Regions from separate parts of the Mus musculus genome. Here regions 1, 3 and 4 are each linked to region 2. Evidence: chromatin loops called from intact Hi-C (ENCODE). Cell type or tissue: heart. All regions are shown on one strand. Links, peaks and the distances in the headings refer to the core of each region. The heading gives the core; the rest is flanking DNA.

Region 1 (5,951 bases), core at 1-5,000, 52 kb before region 2:
TGCTTTCAGACTGTAAGAACAACAGCTGGGCAATGACCAGACTGGCCACACTGTCGTCAATCTGCAGGTGGGGAGAGCAGAGGTATCCTCAGGTTGAAGGTGGGATGGATAGAGGCTTAAGGAGTTGAGGCCCTGGGAACCAGGAATTTCCAGCACAGGAAGAGATGGCTGGGGAAGCCCCAGATAGTGGAAGACCCTAAGCTGGGGACAAGACTGGGACGGAGTGCTCTCCTAGCAGGCAAAAGGCCCTGGGTTTAAGCACTGCCTACACCTGGTCTGGTTTAGGAACCTCATCCCTCCCTCAAATGTCCTGTCAGCTACATGGGGAGTTCAAGGCCAGCCTGGGACCCTGACTCAGAAGACCAAAGGATAAACTGAAACAAAGAATGGCTGACAACAGCAGACTATGGTAAGAATGCACATTTTACATTCCAACGTTTGGGAAGCTATGGCAGGACGATGGAAAGGTAGGGGCTAGCCTGTACTACAAAGCAAAAATTTTGCTCAAGTTTTTTTTTTTTTTTTTTAAAGAATGTTTAAGGTCAGGGTCTAGGGCCTAGGGTCTAGGAGGTCACCAAGGATGAGGGGGAAGAGGGGGTTATATGACACAGAGCTTGACAAAGGATAAATGTTGGTGAGACAACAAGGTGTGCCCGGGAAGGACCGGGGTCGCTCACCGGGCCCATGACGCACACGATGCGTTCCCGCAACAGCCTCGAGTATATGTCATAAGCGCGCTCGCCTCGACCCTTCGTGGGAAAAGAAGATGTGAAAGGTCATCCTCCCTTGCACGCCGACCGACTACAAGCCTCCGCGCCATGTCCCCATCAGGTCACCGTACCGTCTGCTCCACCACTATGGGGATGAGCGGGAAAGCTCGCGTCGCAGTTCCATGCAGGCTCCTCCGCAGGGGTGAGCAGCTCACAGCAGTCCATGGCGGGGAGAAATGCACGGCAAGGCGAGACAACAGAGCGCGACATCCGTCCACAGCCACCCGGGCCTCCCCCAGCAGCACTCTGGGCCACATGACGACGCGCACTCCGGCTTGGCTTCCGGAACTACAACACCCGGCGTGCTTTGCGGGAGTCACTGGCTCATCCACTTCCGAGAACAGAATAAGCGGAACTGAAGAAGGCGGGGATAAGTCTGTGGGTGGGGTCCTCGTTAGAGGTAGGCGTTCGAATAAATAAGAAAAACCCGCGTATTAGTCCCATGGAAGTTCTCGGACGAGGTTGCGCTGTTCCCGGTGCCCACGCGGGAAGAAGCTCACGGAGGTGCTCACCAAAGGGTGAGAAGAGGCTTAGGGGACGCACCAGCCCACCACCATCGTCCCGCAGCAATCAGGTCCACGTGCTGGCCTGTAACCAATTGATCTTCCAGAACTACAATTCCCAGCTGCTTTGCGACCCCTGACTCCCGTATAGGCTCGCTAGAGAAAGGAGGAGAGTGTCTCTGGGACAGGACTTAGACCAGGAATCGCCAGGGGATTTATTGAACAATGTAGTTTAGGGCATTGTGAACACTGAGATAGGAGAGGAGGCCTGGATCTTGCCACAAGTTCTGGACGTTCGCTACACCTGTATTCGTTTTCAGAGGGCGTCCAGCTTTCTAGAAGCGTTCCTTTTTTGTCCAAGTAAAACTGGAGGGTAGGTAGACAGTGCCTACTGTCCATGTGCATGGTCCTATACCTTGAGAAATACTGTGCCCGCCATCTCGATCTGTCGCCGTAAGACCAAGATTCTGGGAGCTCCCCCCACCGCCATACCTGCCTCGTCTGTGCCTACGTTGCAGCTGGAGGCTCTTGGAAGAGGTGAAACTGAGCCATTGAACCTGCGACAGTCAGGCAATCACCTCTGCATTCATCTTCTTTGTCTTCCCTGCAACTCTTTTAAAAAAATAATATAGATATAGATATTTAGATATAGATTTATTTATTATTATTCATAAGTACACTGTAGCTGTCTTCAGATGCACCAGAAGAGGGCGTCAGATCTCATTAAGGGTGGTTGTAAGCCACCATGTGGTTGCTGGGATTTGAACTTAGGACCTTGGGAAGAGCAGTCAGTGCAACTCTTTTTAGCAGCCACACTTTTTCCCACGTGTCACTCCCCTCTGCCCTGTGCTAGGCTCCTTTACAATACATCTGTATCGGGCTGAGACATCATGCTCTGCTACCACCTCAGGCACATTCTGGAACTTTCTTAATTGTCGCCTGATGTAAGCATTACTTAAAGCGGTTGCCATGTTCCCTGAGGAAGATACACTTGCGTAACTGGAGACTTGTACCTTTAAATTGCATAAAAGCCAGACATGACCATCAAAAGCCAGAGATGTTTTTCCCTAGAGCTCTCCAAACGACACAGGCTCTTGTCATTACTCTGGGTTGCTCACCATAATTAGATGACAAGACTCAGTTGCTGAAGACACCAGTCACTTTGGTGTCTTCATGGGTCATGCAGAAACCAAACTGGAATTGACCTGGAGATTTCCTCCCAGCTGATTCAATTTCATAGTACCAGAAGGTAACATTTGGTCTGGATAAGACCACTTATGACAAAAGTCATAAGTGGTCTTATCCAGGGGTGGACCTCGAGTGCTGCAACTCCATCTGGTGGCAAGATGTGGCTGCTGGTGCACTGGTGGCATGAGAGCTATGGTGAACTCAAGGCTGCTCTGCAGGAGGGGACCACGCTCAGTGCTATAACCTGACTAGAGCCCACACTCCAAGGTTACACAACAAGGAGAGAAACTTGCCTTCCGTTGCTCTGCCAAATGGTTGTGCTGTGAAACTGCCTTCTGAATATTTGTCCCCATAGATTGCCGCTCTGGGCCCTCGTCAGAGATGCTTCACTTTGCAGCAGGAAGCGGGAAATTCAGAGGCTCTCAAGTCCGAATGCAGAGGAAGAACTGGCTACGAGTGCTTGCTCTAAGAGGGGCAAGAGCTGTGAAAGGTTGTCTAATGGATGTCTGGTGGCCATCATCCTTGTGACCTCACAGCAGCTGGACAAGATCAACCCAGCTAGATCAGCCAGTGTCCCAGCAGGCAGCAGTTCCTGGACTCCATGTGTTACAGAAAAGGGACATGAAGGTGGGAGGAGGCTGTGCCAGGAGTGTTGGGAGGAAGAGCAATAATTCTGAGTAAACACTTGGTATAAATGTGTGAAATTGTTAAAGAATAAAAGATAAAAATAGCCGGGCGTGGTGGCGCATGCCTTTAATCCCAGCACTTGAGAGGCAGAGGCAGGCGGATTTCTGAGTTCAAGGCCAGCCTGGTCTACAAAGTGAGTTCCAGGACAGCCAGGACTATACAGAGAAACCCTGTCTCACCCCCCCCCAAAAAAATAAAGAAATAGTCCAGATGTGGTAGTGTACACCTTTAATCCCAGCACTCAGGGAAACCCTGCCTTGAAAAACCAAGGAATAAATAAATAAGCCGTTAAAAGAAAAACAAGCCAGGGCATAGTGGTACATACCATTTTTTTTTCTAGATTGTGTGTGTGTGTGTGTGTGTGTGTGTGTGTGTGTAGCCCTGGCTGTTCTAGAATTTGCTCTATAGAAGACTAGGCTGGCCTCAAACTCAGAGATCTGCCTGCCTCTGCCTCCCAAATACTAGGATTAAAAGGTATGCACCACCACGCCCCACTCTGCAGTGTACCTCTTTAATCCCAGCACTCAGGAAGCAGAGACAGGAGGATCTTGTCTCTGTTTGATGCCAGCCTGATCTATATTGGGAGTCCCAGAGCAGCCAAGGCTACATAGAGAGAACATGTACCAAAAAAATCAAGCAAGCAAACAACCCCCCCCCCAATGACAAGTATTTTGTTGATTTTGAAGGTTTGTTGTTATTTTTAATTGTGGAAGTGTGAATGTAAAGGTGCTGCAAGGGGCCGGAAGGAGATGTCAGATCTCCTGGAGCAGAAGGTACAAAAGGTTGTGAGCTGCCTTATGTGGGTTCTGGGAGTCAAAAACCCAGGTCCAAACAAGAATAGCAAGCGCTCTAAGCTGTTGTGCCTCTCACTCTATGCTCAGGTTAGCCTGGAATTCATGGCGATCTTCCTGCCTCAGCCTCAGGACTACTGAGGCTGCAGCACCAAGCTAGGCTCACTGCTAATAGGTCTATTCCTTTTTCACATAAGTGCCTTTGTCTGTCCGGCAATTGGATCTTTCTAGAATGCAGTAACTATCTTTTCCTTGAAATCCTCTCCTCCTCCTCCTCCTCCTCCTCCTTTAAAGAATTATTTATTTTATATATGTGAGTACACGATAGCTGTCTTCAGACACACCAGAAGAGGGCATCAGATCTCATTATCCCATTACAGATGGTTGTGAGCCACCATGTGGTTGCTGGGAATTGAACTCAGGACCTCTGGAAGAGCAATCAGTACTCTTTTTTTTTTTTTAAATATTTATTTATTTATTATATGTGAGTACACTGTAGCTGTCCTCAGACACTCCAGAAGAGGGAGTCAGATCTCGTTATGGATGGTTGTGAGCCACCATGTGGTTGCTGGGATTTGAACTCCTGACCTTCAGAAGAGCAGTCGGGTGCTCTTACCCACTGAGCCATCTCACCAGCCCGCAATCAGTACTCTTAACCACTGAGCCCTTTCTCCAGCCCTTGAAATCCATTTCAACCAAGTTGAAGTTCTGGGGAGGGGGTTCTGGAAAGGAGTTGGAGTCTGCTTTCTATTCTTCAAAGAGTTATACAATTTCCTCATTTGGTGATTTTTGTCTATTTGGGACAGGGTCTCTAGGACAGGCTGGCCTGGAACTTCCTATGTTGCCAAGGCTGGCCTCCTTTTGGGGGGTTGGGTTGGCAGACATGAGCCACCATGGCCTTTCCTTTGAATGTAGTATTTAAGCTAATTAAGCTTATGACAGTGTAGTTTACACAGAGAGTACCCAGGGAAAAGATGTGATCAACCTTAAGGAACACAGGCCAAGACTACTGAAACCAGATTCAAATCTACAGATGTCAGCTGTGCCAACTTACTGGTTTTGAAAGTGGAGTTATGTAACATGACACTAGTGGGGCATTGGCTCATCCTTGTCCTGTGGGAATCAATTCTCCGGGCAAGACAGCCACCGCTGCTGTGAGAATCTCAGCCCACTATGCTGGCTCAGACCTGTCATCCCAGCACTAAGGAGGTGGAGACAGGAGGATCAGTAGTTCAGGGACAGCCTTAGCTACTTGATAGCCTGGATAATAGGATAATGAGAAGCAGAAGCAAAGAAAGAGAAAGAGAGGAAGAAAGAAGGTTGCCTGGACTTCTCCCTAGGAGATGTGAATAGATGTCACTTATCTTGGATAGCACACCTGGAAGCCTTCCCACCCAAGTCTGGCTTGGTGATTAAAGAGTTTATTAGGTGAGTTACAGGATGATCACCTCCCAAGGCATGGGAGGTGGAGGCCCCCACCCACATCTCGGTTGTTGCTATTTGATGCCCCTTGTACTCAGAGACCACGTTCAGTGAAGGTATCAGACCAACAACAATGGGCAGAATGTTATACAACTGTAGCAGTGCAGGAGGGAAGGCTGTGGCAACTTCAGATGGTTTATGACTCTCTCTCCATCCCCTTTTGTTAAAGGACTCTCTCTCTTTTTTTGAGACAAGTTTCTCTGTAGCCCTGGCTGTCCTGGAACTCACTCTGTAGACCAGACTGGCCCGAAACTCAGAGAGCTGCCTCCTGAGTGCTGGGATTAAAGTTGTCCATAGCCACACCCAGCCTTGCAGGTCTCTCTTTGGTTTATTTTTTATTTATTTATTTATTTATTTATTTATTTAGAGACAGGTCTCTTATCCTCCAGGCTGGCCTGCTACTGGCTCCATTGCCAAGGATGACCTGATGATGCCGCCCATTGTCAGGTGTGTGCTGTTACACTGTGTCCATTACCTTCCAAGATGAATCAAGTCTGTGACTCACTTGGAGAACACAGGAGTGGGTGAGA
Region 2 (5,972 bases), core at 973-5,972:
AGCAGGGACGCCAGGAGATGTTCTCTGCCCTGCCTCTCTCAATGTAAGTGAAGATCAGCAAAGATGAAGACACAGACCAATGAAGCATTGCAAAGCTAGCTATGCAAGCCTGCCATCACTGTCCATTGGGTCCTATTTATACTTTCTCCAAACATCACGTGTCCTCCATGGGTCTTGCTTCAGCAAAACACCACATGAGTCTGTCTGTCTTAGCAAAACTCCACATGAGTCTATATCAGCTGACATCATTCTGCCAATGGGCCCAAGTCTGAGGGAAGCAGCGAGAAGCCACAGGAACACCACCAGAAGTTTCCCGGTGCATTTCTTTCTTTGGAGTCTCGACAAACGATGACCAATGAGGAATGGCAAGGTGTACCAAGACCATCCTGCATCATCACCATCTGTCGGGTTATATTTATGTTCCTTCTTAATATCATGTGTCCTTTCACGTGTTTGCTTAGCTAAATATCCTTTCACCTGTGTCTGCTTCAGGGAAACACTCCTTCACTTGTCTGCCCCAGCAAAACACCATCCAACACAACTGACTTTCCAAAGAACCCTTACGTTTCCACTTCAGGATCCTATCCATTCAAAACTGTGCTCCATCCTTTCAGCCCGGTGTGCAGGGGAGTCTGGACACCCTGAGAAGCAAAAAGCAGAAGACAGGAAACCACAACCTTTATTCTGGACTCCAGTTCCCCCTTCCTGGCTTGGCACGAAGCAGCATCTGATGCTCCAGAGGGAAAAGGCAGACTTCAGACCCAACCCGTTTGGACTTCACCTTCTCCTCTCTGGGGTGTGGTGTCCCAGTGCATCCAGACACACTGAGGTAAGTGGTGGAACCTGGAACCACAAAGGATCTGGGTACATTTTGTCACTGGGGATTGAACTTTGACGGTTCAAAAGACTCCTGAAATTTGCATTTTCCGCTCCACCTTCCACCTGTGGATCCAGACGGGAATGCTCGGCTGTTCCTGCCTCGATGCCTATGCCCTGCTATGGTGAACTCTAGCCCTCTAAAACTTTATGCCTAATTAAGCACTTCCTTCTGTAAGTTCCCATGGCTGTGGTGTTTCATCATAGCAATAGAGAAGTAACCAACACAGTCCCTGGAAGCTGGAATTACATGTGACTGCAAGCTGCCTGATATACAGCTTGCAACCAAACCCTGGTCCTCTGTAAGAATAGGATGTGTTGTTCATGGCTGACCCATCTTCCCAGGTCCTGGTTCTCTCTTTTGATTGGTAAACTACATTATATAACAGTTCTCTGTTACCCACTCCCATAATACATCTGATTTTAATCGTATGCACGCCCAATTATTCACAGGTATAAAATGGGAAACAGGGGATTTCCCCCTTACAAAACTTCTAGAGGACACAGTTTTGCCCTTCCTGTGCATGCACCCCAAACCAGTTCCGGACGGATTGGCTCTTCTAGTCTTCATCCCCGGCACATTCGGGATGCACCTGAATACAAACTTTCTCAATTTGATTGTCAGCATCTTTGGGGAGGCCTCTGCTCTCATTCAGAGATATGTGCAGAATGATGCAGATGTAGATCATGGACCCAGAGGTTGCTATTGTTTGGAGAGGGGGATGTTTTTGCAAAGCACATTCGGGAAGGAATTCGGCCGGCAAGTGAACTACTGCAAGAAGAGGGTGGGCATAACCCAAAACCAGTCCCAGGGTGCTAAACTGTCTCCTAGGCTCACCAGCCATTCAGGCGAGGGACTTGATCATCCAGCGATTGCTGCCATATACTGAGTTATCCAGAAGCTGGAGAGACAGCTCACACATTACGAGTGTTGGCTGCTCTTGCAGAGGACCCATGTTGGGTTCCCAGCACCCTCTCTGGGCCTTCACAATGGCTTCTGACTCCATTTCCTGGGGACCCAACACTCTTTGTTGACATCCACATGCACCAGAACAGACTGACTCGCAGGCACTAACTCACACACAATAAATTGTAAGTAATTGTTCAGAGGTGTGGCGGCTGTCATCTTGGTGCTGCGGAAGCTGAGGCAGGAGGATAGTTATGAATTTGAAGTTAGGCTGGGGTACAGAGTGAGACGCTGAGTTAAAAACCCAAAATAACTCACATTAACAAATAAGTGTGTGTGGAGGCACATACATTTAATCCCAGCACTTGAGAGCAGAGGATTTCTGTGAGTTTCAGGCCAGCCTGGTCTACAGAGTAAGTTCCAGATCAGCCATGGCTACATAGTGAGACCCTGTCTCCAACAAGACAAAACAGAAAAGTTAAAAACTTCATATAACTAGACAGATAAATAAATAAGTAAATAACAAAGTCACTCATTAGAGATTTCAAAGTGGTGAAACCCCCCCCCCCCAATTACTTTTTCTGTTTTTATTGCTTGGGTTGGGTTTTCTCTGTCTGAAGAGCTCATTCACTGATTTTGTGCCATGAAGTGGTATAAATAAGGACTCAGGACAGGCATCGCCTTCAAAGCTTTTCTTCTGGTTATTGAGATAGGGTCTCACTCTGTAGCCCAAGATGGACCTGAGACTGCCCTGCCTCAGCCTCCAGAGTACTGGTTGAATTGTGTTCCTGGCTTTGCTCCCATTCCACACTAAGTCCATCCCTCCCCAGATTCAGCCCTTACCATCTCACTTCCTGTCTTTGAATCTGACTGCTCTGGGGACCTCCCGGGAGTGGGATCCTGCAGTGTGTATCCTGTGTTTCATGTCACTGAGCAGATGCCAGAACGTCCTTCGTTTGTCTGCGGATAGTCTAGTATATTCTTTTACACTACACTTTTAAATACATCAACACTTGGGCCATTTCCCCATTCAATCTTGAAGTTGTTTTTGTCTTTGTTTTTTAATTTTTGTTTAGGGTGTGGGAGTGCCAGTCATAGCACATAAAGAGTCCATTCTCTCCACTTTAATTTGGGTTCTGGAGGACAAGATCCAGGTCCTTGGCTTATCTCTACAAGACATTATGCAGAAACCGTTCCCTGCCAGCTCTCTTCAGAACCAGACCGTCGGGGGCCTCTCCTCAGTTACATCCGTTTACCTGATCTAGTCTTTCTGAACGATGAGTGAGCCTCAGTCATCGTTAGGGCTAGTTAAACCACTGGTGGCATAGCACCTTTACTCCATGAACAAGGGAGGGCTTTCTCACCACTATCTTGAGGTCACAGTCTTACTGCCTCCACCTCCAAGTGTAGGGGCTTGGTCTGGTACTGCTTGTATTTAGGTGCTAAATTCTGTATCCCAAGGTCTAGTTGCCCCCAAGGAGGAGATCCTCACATACCCCAAGTGATGCTACGTATGTAACCTAGCCTCCCAAGTCAATTAGTCAATAAAAGGCTAAAGCCTGTGACTGGGCAATAGATAGAGGTAGGCAGGTTTTCAGTTACCTGGCTGGAGGTTGCAGGTAGAGAAAGGAGACTAAGAAAGACAGGGAAACTGGAGGAGGCCGCCACGAGAGGAGATGGACCATAAGCATGTGGCCAGGAAAAACAGCACGTCACAAGGGACACATGGGCAGGGATGTAAGTTAGAATAGCTCCAAACTAGTTCCAAACTAGAATAGCTGCACAACCTAGACTTACGGTTTGTAAATAAAATACCTGGATTGTGTGTGTGTCTTTTATTCAGGTTAGCAAAAATTTGTATTGCCTTTTATATCCAAGTTCTAGGATGATAGACATGTATCTCTGCACTTGGCTTATAGAGTCTTGAGGCTAGAACCCAGGGCTTCATCGTTCTAGCAGAGTGCTCTACCAATTATGCCCCAGCCTTGGCCTTCAAGTAAAAAAGTGAAAACAGAGCTGTGGGTGTAGTTCAATGGCGGGAGCCCTGAGTTCAATCCCCAGTTGTCAGTATCCACAGTCTACGGTTGACTACTGACTACCGTTCCTTTCCCTGCGTTGAATGAATGAGACCGCTGATCATTTAGAATGGCTCCGTTTCAGATGTGCACTGTAACAACCACAGAAAGAAGAACCACCTCCGACAAGTTTTTTTGTTTGTTTTTGTTTTTTAAAAGCTTACATTTTAAATGGTGCGTGTCTGTGTGCGAGCGCTAGCACCTGTGTGCAGTGCTTGAGAAGGCCAGAAGAGGTCACTGAAGTCACAGGCTGGTTTTTTACAGATGCACAACCCTAGCCTTTGCAAGGAGAAGTGGGCTGAACCCGCTGGCTTTACAGGATCCAGACCGGTAAACTAACCACCGGCGCTGTCACGCAGGAGCACCGAACATCGCCAGCGCTCCCTCCCTCCGCAGGGCTCGAACTTAAACTCTTAGGGCCTTTTTAGGGACGTCCCCTCTAGAGCCGCTCCCGGGGCGCAGTGCGCAGGCACCGCGCCACGGCCTGGCCCAACCCCTCCACGTGCGGCGCACACCTCGCGCCGCTCAGCAGAGCTCGCCTCGCGCCTCCTTCACTCCCTCCGCCCGCCCCCCTGCGGCGCCGGCTTTCTATTGGCTGACGGCTTCGTCGTTCTGACTGTCGCCCGGCGGGCCCCCACCAGCCCGGAAGTCCCGCCCCACGCGCGGGTCTCTGGCCTTCTGACAGGCTCGGAGGCTTGTCCATCGGCGAGGCCGGGCCCGAGTCGGCGGCTGGGGGCCCGCGGTCGCTGAGCCGCCCGGGCTGGCGGCGGTTTCCGGTTCAGCGCGGCTGGCGGGCGGGCGGGCGGCCCGGAACGGCGGCGGCGGCGGTGCGGCCCCCGACAGACAATGAGAGCGGCGGGGCGTTGCTGAGCGGCGGCAGCGAGAGCGACGCGGGCCCGGGGGCGGGGCGGGCGCCAGTCATGGACAATCAGGTAAGAAGCCTCCGCCCGGGACTGGCCTCCCGCTGCCCTGCGCGGCGTTGTGGCCGGCCCTGCGCGCACACCGCCCCGTGGGCACCGAGTTTGCGCGCGCCCACCCGGATGGGCCCTTCTCCAGCCACTGCGACCCCGGGGCGTCCTTCCCCCATCGCCATCTCGGGATGCCCCTCCTCCACTGTGACCCACGTACCCCTCCCCCATCGCGACCCCAGGTCTGGTGCAGAACCCTTTGGGATCTAACTCAGCACCCCAGTGCCACCCACTCCACACTGGGGAATTCTCTGCCAGCGTAGTGTATCCACACCGCCGCGGCATCTTGAGGGACTCAGCCTGGCTCAGAGCCCCGTGAGACACCCCTTAGAATCCCGGAGTACCCCCTGGGCATCATACAGGAGCTCAGGGCTTCAACACCTTAGGAACTCCATCTCATTCCAGAGTCCCCGGAGGCGCCCCTTAGGAATCCAGTTTACACACAGACTCCTGAAGTGTTTATCAGGATCCCAGGGATTTAGCGCCCTGGGCATCATCACAGCCTGGAACCCTTTGGGATTCCCCTTAGAGCCTTGGTACTACCTTAGCACCCTGGGGATCTCCCGCCTGGTCCACAGCTCTCCAGGAAGACTTTTGGAATCCTATAGCCACTCACAGCACCATGGGGATCCCGTCCTGGCCCCACATCCCCTGGGAAATCATTTAGAATCCCAGTAGAGAATGGAACCCATTGGGATTACAAAGCCACCCAGTCTAGCCGGGAACTCACGTCCCTTATGAATCCAAATCTAGCCAGACTCCCTTCAGAACTCCAGTACACCCCACAGCTCCTGGCATCCTTGTATGGCCCAGAATCTTTGGAAACATGTCTCAGAACTTAAGTGGGTCTTCCAGCCCCTGTGGTCCCTAGCATGAATCAGACTCTGTGGAGAGTCTACACAGAGTCCCCACAGACAGGGCTAGTAACTTTAGGATGCCCCCCCTACATATCCTCTTAGATGCTACACCACCCCAAATAGGGCCTGAGCCTCAATCTTTTTTTGGAAGATTCCTTCTTCCTGGGCCCATGACCCCAAATCTCCCCAAACTCCAGGGAATACCCCCCCCCCAACCAGGTGCTAGCTTCAGGTCTGTTTTGAATGCTCTCTGCCCAGCCACACCCTCTCTCCATCTAAGACACTCACT
Region 3 (5,938 bases), core at 939-5,938, 94 kb before region 2:
AGGAGCCATTACACATAGCTGTTCCTTGCCTCATTCCAGCTCTCTGTATCTTTTCACCTTTCCCACCAACTTTCAGCCTCTCTATAACCCATTTAGAACACCTTTGCTAAGTACTGAACCCACCAAAGCTTATGCTCACCCCTAATCTAACCCTAGCCCTCAAGTTAACATGCCTATCACCCATCACTTGGAAAGCCAGCCTCAGCTACTTTGAGGCTGGGGCTCAAGGTACAGAGTGTGCCTTATATGCATGGGTTCAATCCCCAGTACCACATGAACTGGGTGTGATAGTGCTGTTATTCCAGTAGGAGGTACATGCAAGGGAATCAAGAGTTCAAAGCTAGCCTCAGCTACATATGGAGTTCTAGGCCAATCTGCACCATATGATACCATGTCAACATACATACATACATATATAACAATAACCAAATGATCTCTACAACATTCCCTCAGTGTGATCAGATCCTTCACAGTGAATCTCACATCATACCCAGTGCTGACCTTGTCTATGTCTATCCCCAGACACTGTGGAGGGCTCCAACCCCACCATGCAGGGAGTCTTCAAGAGGATACTGAGCCAGCAGGGCTGGCCGGGGCTGTACAGAGGCATGACACCCACTTTACTGAAGGTGTTGCCAGCAGGCGGCATCAGCTACCTGGTGTATGAAGCCATGAAGAAAACCCTGGGTGTACAAGTCCTGAGCAGATGACCTGCCCTGAACAAGAAGAGAATGGAAGACCCAGTGTCCCTGAGTCTCAAAAAGCACTCCAAGGCTCAGGCTTTAAGGCCATTTTGGTTTGCAAAAACCACCCAGGACTCGGATTAGAAAAGCGCTGGGAGTCCTCCAATTGGGATTCTGAGTTGGGATTCCAGCCGGGTTTTTGCAGGCTTGTTCAAGAGAAGATGCAGACAATGAATAAAGATAGTTTTGGACGTCTGTGTCTGAGATTAGCTGGTTCTGGGTGGGAGCTGGGAGATGGGGTGTATCGTCTAGGGTGCTTGCCTAGCATTTATGAGATCCTAAGTTCAACCCCCACCCTGACGACTTGGGGATCAGGAGGACCTGAGATTTTGGGGTCCAGGCTAGGAGCTCTAGGGGTCTTGAACTCCGGTAAATGGACCTGGGACTTCTGGGCCCAGGGTGGCAACTGGAAGTTTGGACTCCTGTGGGAACTTGGGGTTCCTTCTTAGTCCAGGGTTGGGAGCAGGAGACTTGGACCCCTGTGGGGGGCCTGGGTCGAGGTTGGGAATAGGCTTGAAGTTTGAGGAGTTGGTGTCATGAGTCTTGGAAGTGAAGGTCCTTTGAGGGAAAATCTTCACCCAATTTCGGGCCACCACTCCCCCCACCCCCCAAGGCTTCGGGCAGGCCACGGGCAAGGCCTCCCCAAGCCAGGCTACTGGGGCGCTGACTTAAGGTCCTGCCCATAGTTCCGGCTGCTGAGCACTACCTCCCACGTCCTCTGCCACTCACTTCTGCTCCCACTAATCCGCTCCTGCCGCCTGGTAGCGGGTTCCACCCCAATGCAGATGCGCTTTCACTGGCTCTCAGCAAGCGGGCACTATTACTTCTGTTACTGCTATTTGTCCACAGAGGGGTCAATCATTGAACGCTTGCCCTTGTCGCTCAGCCATTGGCTCAGAAGTCAGAGGACAAGGATTCTGAGAAAAGTCACGTCCAAATCCAAGCGCATCCTCCAAAATGCTTCGGGGACTGGATCAAATGACTGCCAATCTTAGCAAGCACCGCCTCCTAAGTGTATTCATTAGCTGGTGTTGACGACTATCTTGCCGAGCGCCCGCCCAGCTCATCCCAGAGAATTTTCATAGGCTCCGCCCTCAAGGCCACGTGACTGATCAGAGCCGTCACTCTCATCCTAGAGCCGCCCCGAGAAGGTGGAACTCGCGCTTCATTGGGCCTCCTGACTTCTCGCGTGACTTCCAATTGCCCGCCCAGCGCCAGCAGCCCTGGGCTTATTGAGTCCTATCTTCGTCAGTCACACCGCGCCTCCCGCCCCCTGCATCTTCCGAAGCTCTGACTGGTCGCCCGGATTTACGGCCCACGATTGGCGGGCGTAGAGTGGTAGCCGTATACTACTGGCTGTTCCTCGGCGTCCGTCAAGCCGGTGGCGGGAGGAGGTGCCCCTCTTCCCCCTCCGCGACCCCCCCTCCCCGTCGCCTTCCCAGCCGCTGGCTTCCCATCGTGCTCCGCGGCCGTGTGGAGCGAGGCCTTGTTCCCGCGTTGAGCCGCCGCCGCCTCCGCCTCCTCAGCTTGAAGCCTCCGCACCAAGCCCGTCCCCGCCGCGCCATGTCGGACTACAACACCGGAGGTCCCCCGCCCGGCCCGCCGCCTCCCGCTGGCGGCGGAGGGGGAGCCGCGGGTGCGGGAGGAGGCCCTCCGCCGGGCCCGCCGGGCGCGGGAGACCGGGGCGGCGGAGGCCCTGGCGGCGGCGGCCCGGGTGGAGGAGGCGCGTCCGGGGGCCCCTCACAGCCTCCCGGTGGCGGCGGCCCTGGGATCCGCAAGGACGCCTTCGCCGACGCCGTGCAGCGGGCCCGCCAGGTGAGGGGGCCGCGAGGGCGCGTGCGCGCGCGCGGGGGAGGGGGCAGCGGCGCGCGCGGGGTCGCGGGAGGGTCACGTGGGCGGCGGGCTCGGGGCGGGGAGTCTGGGGCCGTCACGGTGTGAGGGTGACCCTCTGCGTGCGTGTAGTTAAGGGTGCGTTGAAGGGGGGATCTCCGAAAACTAGACTTTGCACTGGACGGTTTCTCTTGGGTACCAGGGCTTGCAGCCTTTGGGGTCCCTGAGACCCACCCCTGTACTTGCACCAGGTCTTCTCTATTAGGAGGGTTGCAGCTTTGGAGTTCCCACGATTTTTTTCCTGGGTGTACTAGAGGATTCCTCTAGGACCCATAAAGGTTGCAGTCTGGGACAGTGTCCCCAAGAGCCACCCCCCGAGCTTGCACCCGTTATTTCCATTCAAGATATAGGGTTTGCATTCTGAGGACCACTCTAAAGTCCAAGACTGTTTGTGATTTGGAGAGGTCTCCTAGTTTTCCAAAGGCCTGAGCTTGAATGTTATGAGGATGTCCCCAAGAATCACTCCTGGGTTTTCACTTAGGCACCCCCTTAGGACCCATGGGGTTCTAGAAACTGAGGCAGATCTGTAAGAGCAATTCCTGAGTTCATGAAGGATGGGGTCAGAGATGCTGTGAGACCCCTCTTTGAACCCTTGGAGTCTTAGGGTCCCCAAGGGCTTCTCAGGGTTTGTAAAGTTGCATCGCAGGATGGTAGGAGACCGCTATTCAGAGACCTGAGGGTTCAGAATATATTAGTTCCCAAGACGGAGTCCTAGGTTTGCACAGGGACTGAGCTTGGCCGTATACTTAGAAAGTGGGGGGGACCCATCTTAGCACACATTTGCACCCGCCCAGAAATTCAACTCCCTTTTAGAGGATCTTGCTTTACACACCATTACTCCTATTTTCAAGTCAAAACAGGTCCCCTGGCCCATTTCTGTACCTTCCCTAGGAAGGGATTTGGTAAGGGGTTGGGAGAGTTCTTTCTGATGAAGAGAGGACCGACCCTTTGTTAGAGAGCCTGGGCTTTGGGATGAGGTGGGGAAGGTGGACACGGGATCCTGCTTTTTACTGTTTGAATTCAAAAGTATTGTCTGTCTTTGGGAACATGCCTTGTTTTGATGACCGCATTTAAGAGTGTTATGTGCTGGTGTGACCTGGCTCAGCCTTGCTCACAACCCCACTCGGGTACATTCTGAGAGTTGGACAGGCCAGGCTTACCACAGATGCTGCTATCCTGGGGTTGTCCCAAGGCCTCCGGCCTAAGGACTGGCTCCTCCCTAGGTGGGAGGACCCATTGAGTTACTGCCCTCTTCATTATCACCTCTGCCTTCCTCCGAGGTGGGATGGGCTTTAGCGTGCCTTTTTTCTGGTCATCCCCCAAATTGTCTTACGAGGCAGCTTCCCGTGGGTAAGTGCTGTCAGTTGAGATGACACTCCCTGTCAAGGGTAAGCACAATTTTTTTTTTTGTTTTTTATAATAGCATAGGCCAGATCCTGAGTTCAGGATTTGGAGTGTGTTTGATGACTTAGGGGTGATGTATATATGTTCTCTGTGTACTTGAAACTCAGTGTGTGCCCCAAAGGGGCTTTTGTTTTGGTCATACTGGGATGTCAGGTGCCTTGAAGGTAGAAACTTGGCTGAGATTTCTCAGGATGATTTTGTAAAGATGTCCAGGGTAAAAGACAGGAAGGTTGTAGGGACCACATTGAAATCCTGTTTGCTGTCCAGGCCACTTGTGGGGGTGGTCCAGGAATCCCTGTCTTCCTTGGCTGCTGTTCCTTTTGCACTTGTGGTCACAGATCCTGACTGTAATGGGGACAGGGAGCCTATAGTTCTTAGAAAACTTGGGAGACATTCATAAAAGCTTCTAGAGTGTCTATGTCTGTGCCCACACTCCTCAAAATCAGGGAGAGCCACTCCAGGCCAAAGCTGGAGATAAACTTGAGAGTTGCTTGGGATGGTAACTCATCTATATTTCTACCTCACCCTAGATTGCAGCCAAAATCGGAGGTGATGCTGCTACCACCGTGAATAACAACACTCCTGATTTTGGCTTTGGGGGCCAAAAGAGACAGCTGGAAGATGGAGGTAACTGCTGGTGGCGGCGGCGGCGGCGGCAGTAACAGCAGCTGGCTCTCACCTGAGAGGGAGGCCTGGGGCTAAGAGTAGCATTTTGTCCCAGTGGGACTTCAAGACAGGGGAGCCAGCCCAGCTTTTTGTCCCATCTGCCACCCTTAAGTATCAGATAGCTAGCACCAGGCAGAGGTGGTGCACACCTTTAATCCCAGCACTTGGGAGGCAAAGGCAGGCAGATTTCTGAGTTCCAAGACAGGCAGGGTTCTACAGAGAAACCCTGTCTCGGAAAACCAGAAAGAGCCGGGTGGTGGTGGCACACGCCTTTAATCCCAGCACTTGGGAGGCAGAGGCAGGCTGATTTCTGAGTTCGAGGCCAGCCTGGTCTACAAAGTGAGTTCCAGGACAGCCAGGGCTACACAGAGAAACCCTGTCTCGAAACCCCCCCCCCCCAAAAAAGAAGAAAACGGAAAACCAGAAAGAAAGAAAGAAAGAAAGAAAGAAAGAAAGAAAGAAAGAAAGAAAGAAAGAAAGAAAGAAAAGAAAAAAGAAAAAAAGTATCAGAAGCTGAGATGAGAGAAGGGCAGGTCGATTGTGACAGGGAGGGTGGTAGGCTCTCAAGACTGTTCCTTCCCTGTTAGAGACCAACACAGGGCACAAGGTAGCTGTTAAGCAGGACATTGGTTTCCTGACTCTAATCTGGAAGAGGACCCTGTGATGTTAATAATGTTTATGTGTGAACTTTGTCAGCTGGGTGGTGGTGGTACACGCCTTTAATCCCAGCACTTAGGAGGCTGAGGCAGTCAGATTTCTGAGTTCAAGGCCAGCCTGGCCTACACAGAGAAACCCTGTCTCAAAAAAAAGAAAGAAAAAGTGAGCTTTGTCACTCTGAGGTGGTGAATGACTTGGGCATGTTGCCCCTTTCTGGGCCAGCACCTTCTAACCCTCCATTTCGGCTGTCATGTGGTAATGGTGACTATGCCTAGAACATGCTGCACCAGCTTTGGGGTTGAGGCGGTGCGGGTGGGTGGTGTCACATCTGACAGACTCTCTCATCCACAGACCAGCCAGACAGCAAGAAACTGGCTTCCCAGGGAGACTGTAAGTCCACTGGGTGTGTGCAAACGGGGCATCATGGGTTGGGGTTGGGGAGCCCAGATAGATGCTAAGCTAGTCTCTGCTTTGGATTTCTTTTCCCAGCGATTGGTTCTCAACTGGGACCCATCCATCCTCCCCCCAGGTAAGCGGAACCAGGGATGCTGGTGGGCGGGGGAAAGGGTGCACTTGTG
Region 4 (6,001 bases), core at 346-5,345, 100 kb after region 2:
CTGCCAAGCCATCTCTCCAGCCAGCAATTTAGAATAAGACTTTTTTTTTTTTTTTTTTTTTTTTTTTTTTTTTGGTTTTTGGTTTTTGGTTTTTGGTTTTTGGTTTCTTGAGACAGGGTTTATCTGTATAGCTCTGGCTGTCCTGGAACTCACTTTGTAGACCAGGCTGGCCTCGAACTCAGAAATCTGCCTGCCTCTGCCTCCCGAGTGCTGGAATTAAAGGCGTGTGCCACCACGCCCGGCTAGAATAAGACTATTTTTAATATAAAGCTGGGTATTGGTGTCACATCCCTTTAATCCCAGCACTTGGGAGGCAGACTCAAGTGGATCTCTGAGTTCGAGGCCAGCCTGGTGTACAGAGCACGTTCCAGGGCAGCTACACAGTGAAATCTTGTCTTAACTTCCAACGAAAGACTTTAAGCATGATGATTAAGAGACAGAAAGAATTCCCCCTGCACCCCCCGCCACATTTGGGTGCCAATTTCTGTGGAGCGGAGCTGCTCTGAGTCTTCACAATAGTCATAGAATGTGAGTGGGTTCTGCCAAGGACCAGCCTCAGCTTGGAGAGAGGGGTTCTGAGGAAGGGGTGATTAGAAGTGGCAAAAACAAACTACTTGAAGTCAAATTGTGGGTCCAAGTTGGCAGCCTATGCTCTACTCCAGACAGCTTTCCAGCCTGCTTCCTCTCTTTCTGCTTTCTTTTTCCTTTCTGGTCTGCTTTCTCTGGAAATCTCCAGACAGCTCTCTCTCAAGTTCTGCACAAGACAGTTCTCTCTTGCTATTATAAAGTTTTTCTCTGAATAGTTCATCTCTTGCAGATCTGCCTGCCTCTGTTAAGCACAGAGAATAAACCAGCTGGGTGGGACCCATCCTGAAATTACCATTTGTATTACACCTGGGCCTAACCTTGCTCTATTCTAGGCTGACCCTGAACTCAGGTGTTTGTCTGCCTTTGTAAGCATAAACAAAAAGATGTAGCTGGGTGGAATCTCCTTTGATCACCACTCCCTAAATCTCCTTGTCTCCTAGTTTAGTATCTTTCTGACAAGTTGGCTCACAGCACCGCTGTCCTTGTTCCTTTAGATTCTTGAAGCCCTTCATGTTTCATATTGCATCCTTATATTTTTTGATATCTATATTTTTTTTCTTTTTGAGAAATTATATATTTTTGAACTCATGTTTTTAGGGTTCTTTTCCACAGCCTTAAGGGTTGTCTTGAAGGTTCCAAGGCTCACCATTTATGATACATTAGCCTCATCTTTACCTCCTGGACTTGTATTCTAACTACCATGGAGTCATTAACAGTAACAGGCAGGACACTCCTTGAAGGAAGGGCATAAAATGTGTACACTGTTATCCAAAGGAGCCCTACACCCAAAGCGGCCATTGACATTCTAGTAGGCCCATGCCCAATGGCCCTGTCCCAGGGGCAGGAACCATGTCATTTTGTCCCCACCAAGGCCATGCAGGACCTGGCAGATTCACAGCTCTTGTCTTCCAAAGGGGTTTCTGAGAAACCCAAGTAAACTCACAGGTGAATCCTGGATAGTTGACATGGAAAAAAAACTGGGGGAAAACAAAAAACAAAAAAATAAAAAACCCTGACTCCTGCCTGCCATTGTTACTCTAACATAAAAAACATATGTTTGGAAGAGGGGAACAGGGCTTTCTGCCAAGCCGAATGATCCTTGGAGGACACAGGGGAAAGGCAGAAAGTGTTCACAAGTTGTCATCTGATCACATGTGTATCATATCATGTACATATCACATCCTAAAGAAATAAATGTAAAAATACTAAAACTCTATGTAAGGAGTGAGCCAGCTGTATCGTCAGCGAGTGAGAGGCTTAGAACTCTGAGGTGTGTGGCTGAGATGAGAGGTTCTCTTTCCTTCCCATCCACAAGTGTCCCAGGTCTAGAAACCCTCCTGCACTTCTTTCCACAGTCTCCTTGCTAAAGACCAGGTTTCCAACCCATGAGCTCTGGGGACACACTTCTCAGTCTCTAAAACCAATGAGTTCTGAAGGGCCACAGTTTGGTCCAAACAGATTCAGGCTCATTCATGCATAGCCATTTGCCTCCATGATAGTTACAGTTGAGTCTATGGGACTGGGTCTCTCAGCACGGGGGTGGGGGTGGGGGTGGGGGATGGGGACCGGACACTAGCTTTGTAGTGTAGGCAGCCAACAAAGTGGTGTTGTGGCACCAGGCTTCCAGTTGCTCCAATATATTTATTTTGGAAACTCCAGTCCTAGAGGCAGCGTCTACTGCCTTTCTCGCGGCCTAAGTTCAGGATTTCATGAGTTAGACTGTGCACAAATGCTTGGTGGCACCTGCCTCTCACCCTAGTAGTCAAGGACCTAAGACAAAAAGAACATTAACTTGGACTACATAGTGGGAATCTAGTCTAGCTTGGACTACTTAGCAAGACCCTGACTCACCGCTTTGGGCACATAAGCCCAAATTACCCATGTTCACTGGTGCAATTGGACGTTCAATGAATGAATGAATGAATGAATGAATGGAGCTATGGTCTGACAGCTCCTCCGCACTTGGGTCTCTGGGTTTAAACCTTTCCTTTTGCGTTAACTTTTCATTCTGTTTGTGTCATCCCACCAAAATATAAGCTTTATGAAGAGTCCACATTGAGACCTGTATATATATATGAACCAGAGAGGACAGAGAAGCGAGATGGGGTGGGTGAGGAGTTGTCAGCTTAGCCAGGACTGGTGAACACACACCCATCATCCCAGCACTAGGAGATGGAGCCAGGAAAATCAGGTGTTGGAGGCCAGCTTAAGCGGTGTAGTGAGTGTATACAAGACACCGGCTCAAAAAAAAAAAAAAAAAAAAAAAAAAAAGGAGAAGCGCTGGAGAGGAGGCTTCTGCTCTTGCAGAGGACCCGGGATCGGTCCCTGCTCAATTAGGCGGCTCATAGCAGACGGTCACTCTGGTTCCAGGGCGATCCAACGCTCTCTTCGGGTCTTCATGCGCATTGCATGCACACGCATAGACAACAATCTTTAAAAAAAAAGTTTTCAGTTTGTGGACCATGAAAGAGCAGGCGCAAGGCCAGAGTCTGCTGCTCCCCTTAGACGGTGAGCGCCTCCGGTCTAGCGGAATCACCGTAACTCCGCAAAACACGCACTGCCACCAGTGGGCCCTCGCGCACCTCCTTAGAGCCAACCCTTCCCGGGAGCCGCGCGCCTCCCGCCAGGCCCCGCCCTCCTTCTCAGCGATTGGCTGGTATTCTACCCAAGGACCTGCCCCTTCACCTCTGACGGGCACTATGAAAGCCAATGGGGAGATCGCCCGCCCTCCCCGAGGCCGTTGGAGGCGGGCATGGGCGGGCCGTTGGAGGGGGCGGGGCGTGCAGCTTGGTAACCGTTGCCGGGCGCAACGCCCCGCCCCGTGAGGGCAGCGCGAGGCTGAGGCGGGCGGGCGCCTGCTGCGGGCGGGCGCTGCGGGCGGGCGGGAGGGCGGCGGGAGCCGGAGGAGGAGCGGCCGGCGCCGCCACCGCCGCCGCCATAGAGACTGTAGCCGTGGAGACTGTTACTTACCAACGCGGAGCGACACGCAGCGGCCGACGCCGCGGGAGCCGCTACCGGAACTCCCTGCCGAACTCCAGGTGAGCGGTGCGGGCCGGGGCAGGGGGCGGTGGCGGAGGGGGGGGGGACCCCGCTGGAGGGGGGTCGCGGGGGCGGGCGCGGCCGGACCCGGCGCCCCAACTTTGCAGACGCCAACCTCATCCAATCCTGATAGGCGCCTCTGATTTGGGGGAGCCCTGGGCTGGGTGGAACCCCTCTCACACTCTCAAAAGTTTGTAAAGTGAAGCGATCTCTTCTCGCCTTTGACGCACTAAATCTGACTTTGAGGAGCGGGGACTCCAGAAGACCCCTCCTTGTCTCTTACTCCACAACACCTGAAACTCGGAGGCGCCCTCAAACTAGTCAGTCCTCTCTTTGACTACTCCCAAAGCCTGAATTGGAGTTGCCCCAAACCCGCTCCTTGCTGTCATCCCCCTAAAACCTGAGTTGGGGGCTCCCACAGAGCCAGCCATTCTCGTCCAAGTCTGAAAACCCAGAGGCACCGTCTCCCTTTTATACTTATGAAATCGGGGTTCTGGCTTTTATCCATGTACTTAACTCCGAGGGTACTCTTCTGCTTGCCTCATAGTTCTGACCCTCGGGTTTCCTTCTTGACTTAGGATTTGGGGGCTCCGGCACCGTTTTCTTGTGCTTTGACCAAAATAGTCACTGCGTTTGTTCTGTTCTGGAAGGAACTCCTCCCTTCGCGTTTTCTTGCCCATCCCAAATACCCCCGGCGCCCCAAATCCTCGGACCACTCTCCCCTGGAACCCGACACCGCTGCGTTTGGGGGTCCTTTACCATGCCGCTCCGGGAAGCTCAAGCGCACCCATAGCGTCCTCTTTGCCGAGATCCCCAATCTAGAAAACTTTCCCGAAGGAAAATATTGTGTGAACCGTTTGTAGGAAGATCCAGGAGGCCGGGAGAGTGCGTGCGCAGCCCTCCTGTGCACAGGCAGCACATCCCAAAACACCGGATTGTCTTCCTCGCCCCTTTCCATGGGTCATATCCGAGTTCGCAGTTGGGATTCGCTAGGGCTGCGGTTGTTTCCTTGGACCCTAGAGAGCTCGGTTCCGGACAGAGCCCCCTAGGGTGGCGGGGAGGGGAGTTGGGGCGGGGAACGCACCAAGAAACAGCTGGGACCGCTGTCTCTCCTGAGACTTCACCCCTACTTTAGTACGTCTCCGGAACACTCCGGTACTCAGGTCCCCCAGGAAAAATCCTACAACGATTGAGTGTTAATAAATGTAACTTTATTAGCATGTACATAAGTGTGGCCTTCTCCTGTGTGTATAATGTGTTGTAATCATAACCACCACTCGCCTCTCTTGACCCTGATGACCCCCACTCCTCCAGCCCTGGCTTGCTTCTACTTTTTGCTCCCTTTTTCCTTGAAGGGAACAGAGTTCAGTTGGGGCCACGGCGCAGAGGACAGTGGGTCCCTCCTCAGAAGTGGCCGTCAGGTCCTCGGGAGTCAGATGACTCTTTTCTTATTGTCAAAAGTGATTTGCTTTCCGATTTAAATTTTTACGTGTATTTATTGTGTGTGACTATACTGCACGTGCACACACCCCCGGAGGTTAGAGGACAGATTACAGGAGACTCCCTTCAGCACTTGATCTTGGGAGCTCAGTACACTTGGTGGCAAGAGCCCTTACCTGCGCATCTCCCTGCCAGTGGAATGAGCTTTAAACTTAAAGTGAAGCGAAGACAATTCTAGAACAGTGATGATATTAATAAAATAATAATGACGTAAAACTTCTCTTAAAATGTTTTCCTGTTTGAGTTTTTAACGTCAGCCTCAGCCTGTGAAGGTGCCTGTTTGATGGGACTGAGCTCTGGCTGAGTCCCTGCCGGTCCTCAGTGGAGCTTGGGTTCAGGGACTGAATGGACTAGAAAATCCACCCAGGTGTGGCCACTCATCCACTCCCACTGGAGAAGGAGGGCTCAGGCCTCAGAGAGAGGAATCTAAGGCTGTTAGCATCAGGCCTACCGCCTGTCTGGTGGGTCACTGTGGATACCTGAGCCCCAGGGCCACTACAGGGCTGTGAAGGACTTGTCAACACACTGGCCCTCTAAAATACAGCCTGTCATTCTCTTGCTGCATGAAGTATCCCTGGCACTTTAGACTGTATTAGTAGTGGCATTTTAAAAATCTTTATTATGTGTGTGTGTGTGTGTGTGTGTGTGTGTGTGTGTGTGTGAACATCTGCAACATCTGCATGGGCTATGGTGTGTACATTAGAGATCAGAGGACGACAAGCAGGAGATGGCCCTGAAGATCAAACACAGGTTACCAGGCTTAGCAGCAAGCTCCTTTCTCCTGCTGAGCCCCCTCAGCCTTCCCATTGATAATGAAAATATTCATGTAGATTATCCATATATGAATGTATGTTAATATAGCAAGTGTGTTCAT

Evidence for each region. A loop is a pair of places that touch in the nucleus more often than their neighbours do. Peaks named below come from ENCODE experiments on the same cell type or tissue, not always from the same donor. Only the 100,000 strongest peaks of a DNase experiment are listed, where the experiment ranks them.
Region 1: a loop joins it to region 2, with 3 times the contacts of the local background. A loop is called at or near these places in 6 of 42 quality-filtered maps.
Region 3: a loop joins it to region 2, with 2.7 times the contacts of the local background. A loop is called at or near these places in 2 of 42 quality-filtered maps.
Region 4: a loop joins it to region 2, with 2.0 times the contacts of the local background. A loop is called at or near these places in 4 of 42 quality-filtered maps.

Annotation. Positions count from the first base shown.
Region 1 is chr17:56,985,404-56,991,354 of GRCm38, reverse strand. It overlaps Clpp (caseinolytic mitochondrial matrix peptidase proteolytic subunit), which reads right to left and starts at 1,091. Exons shown (of 6, transcript NM_017393.2): 1 at 842-1,091; 2 at 678-749; 3 at 1-61. The coding sequence starts at 1,027. Gm33509 (a long non-coding RNA gene) reads left to right here and starts at 1,432. Exons shown (of 2, transcript XR_385672.4): 1 at 1,432-1,646; 2 at 2,817-3,193. In heart, for the core only: CTCF peaks have their summits at 1,976 (motif pointing right) and 2,623 (motif pointing left); DNase peaks (open chromatin) are centred at 1,064 and 1,694; H3K4me3 peaks cover 1,934 bases; H3K27ac peaks cover 1,918 bases.
Region 2 is chr17:56,934,081-56,940,052 of GRCm38, reverse strand. It overlaps Mllt1 (myeloid/lymphoid or mixed-lineage leukemia; translocated to, 1), which reads left to right and starts at 4,665. Exons shown (of 12, transcript NM_022328.2): 1 at 4,665-4,790. The coding sequence starts at 4,779. In heart, for the core only: a CTCF peak has its summit at 4,086 (motif pointing right); a DNase peak (open chromatin) is centred at 4,522; H3K4me3 peaks cover 1,958 bases; H3K27ac peaks cover 1,644 bases; H3K27me3 peaks cover 519 bases.
Region 3 is chr17:57,027,768-57,033,705 of GRCm38, reverse strand. It overlaps Khsrp (KH-type splicing regulatory protein), which reads left to right and starts at 2,199. Exons shown (of 18, transcript NM_010613.3): 1 at 2,199-2,558; 2 at 4,568-4,664; 3 at 5,712-5,750; 4 at 5,850-5,889. The coding sequence starts at 2,307. Slc25a41 (solute carrier family 25, member 41) reads left to right here. Exons shown (of 7, transcript NM_175333.3): 7 at 523-934. The coding sequence ends at 710. In heart, for the core only: a CTCF peak has its summit at 1,528; DNase peaks (open chromatin) are centred at 1,785, 2,645 and 3,840; H3K4me3 peaks cover 3,430 bases; H3K27ac peaks cover 2,620 bases.
Region 4 is chr17:56,828,508-56,834,508 of GRCm38, reverse strand. Rfx2 (regulatory factor X, 2 (influences HLA class II expression)) reads left to right here and starts at 3,501. Exons shown (of 17, transcript NM_009056.2): 1 at 3,501-3,626. In heart, for the core only: a CTCF peak has its summit at 3,136; DNase peaks (open chromatin) are centred at 3,278 and 4,668; H3K4me3 peaks cover 2,601 bases; H3K27ac peaks cover 1,294 bases; H3K27me3 peaks cover 1,881 bases.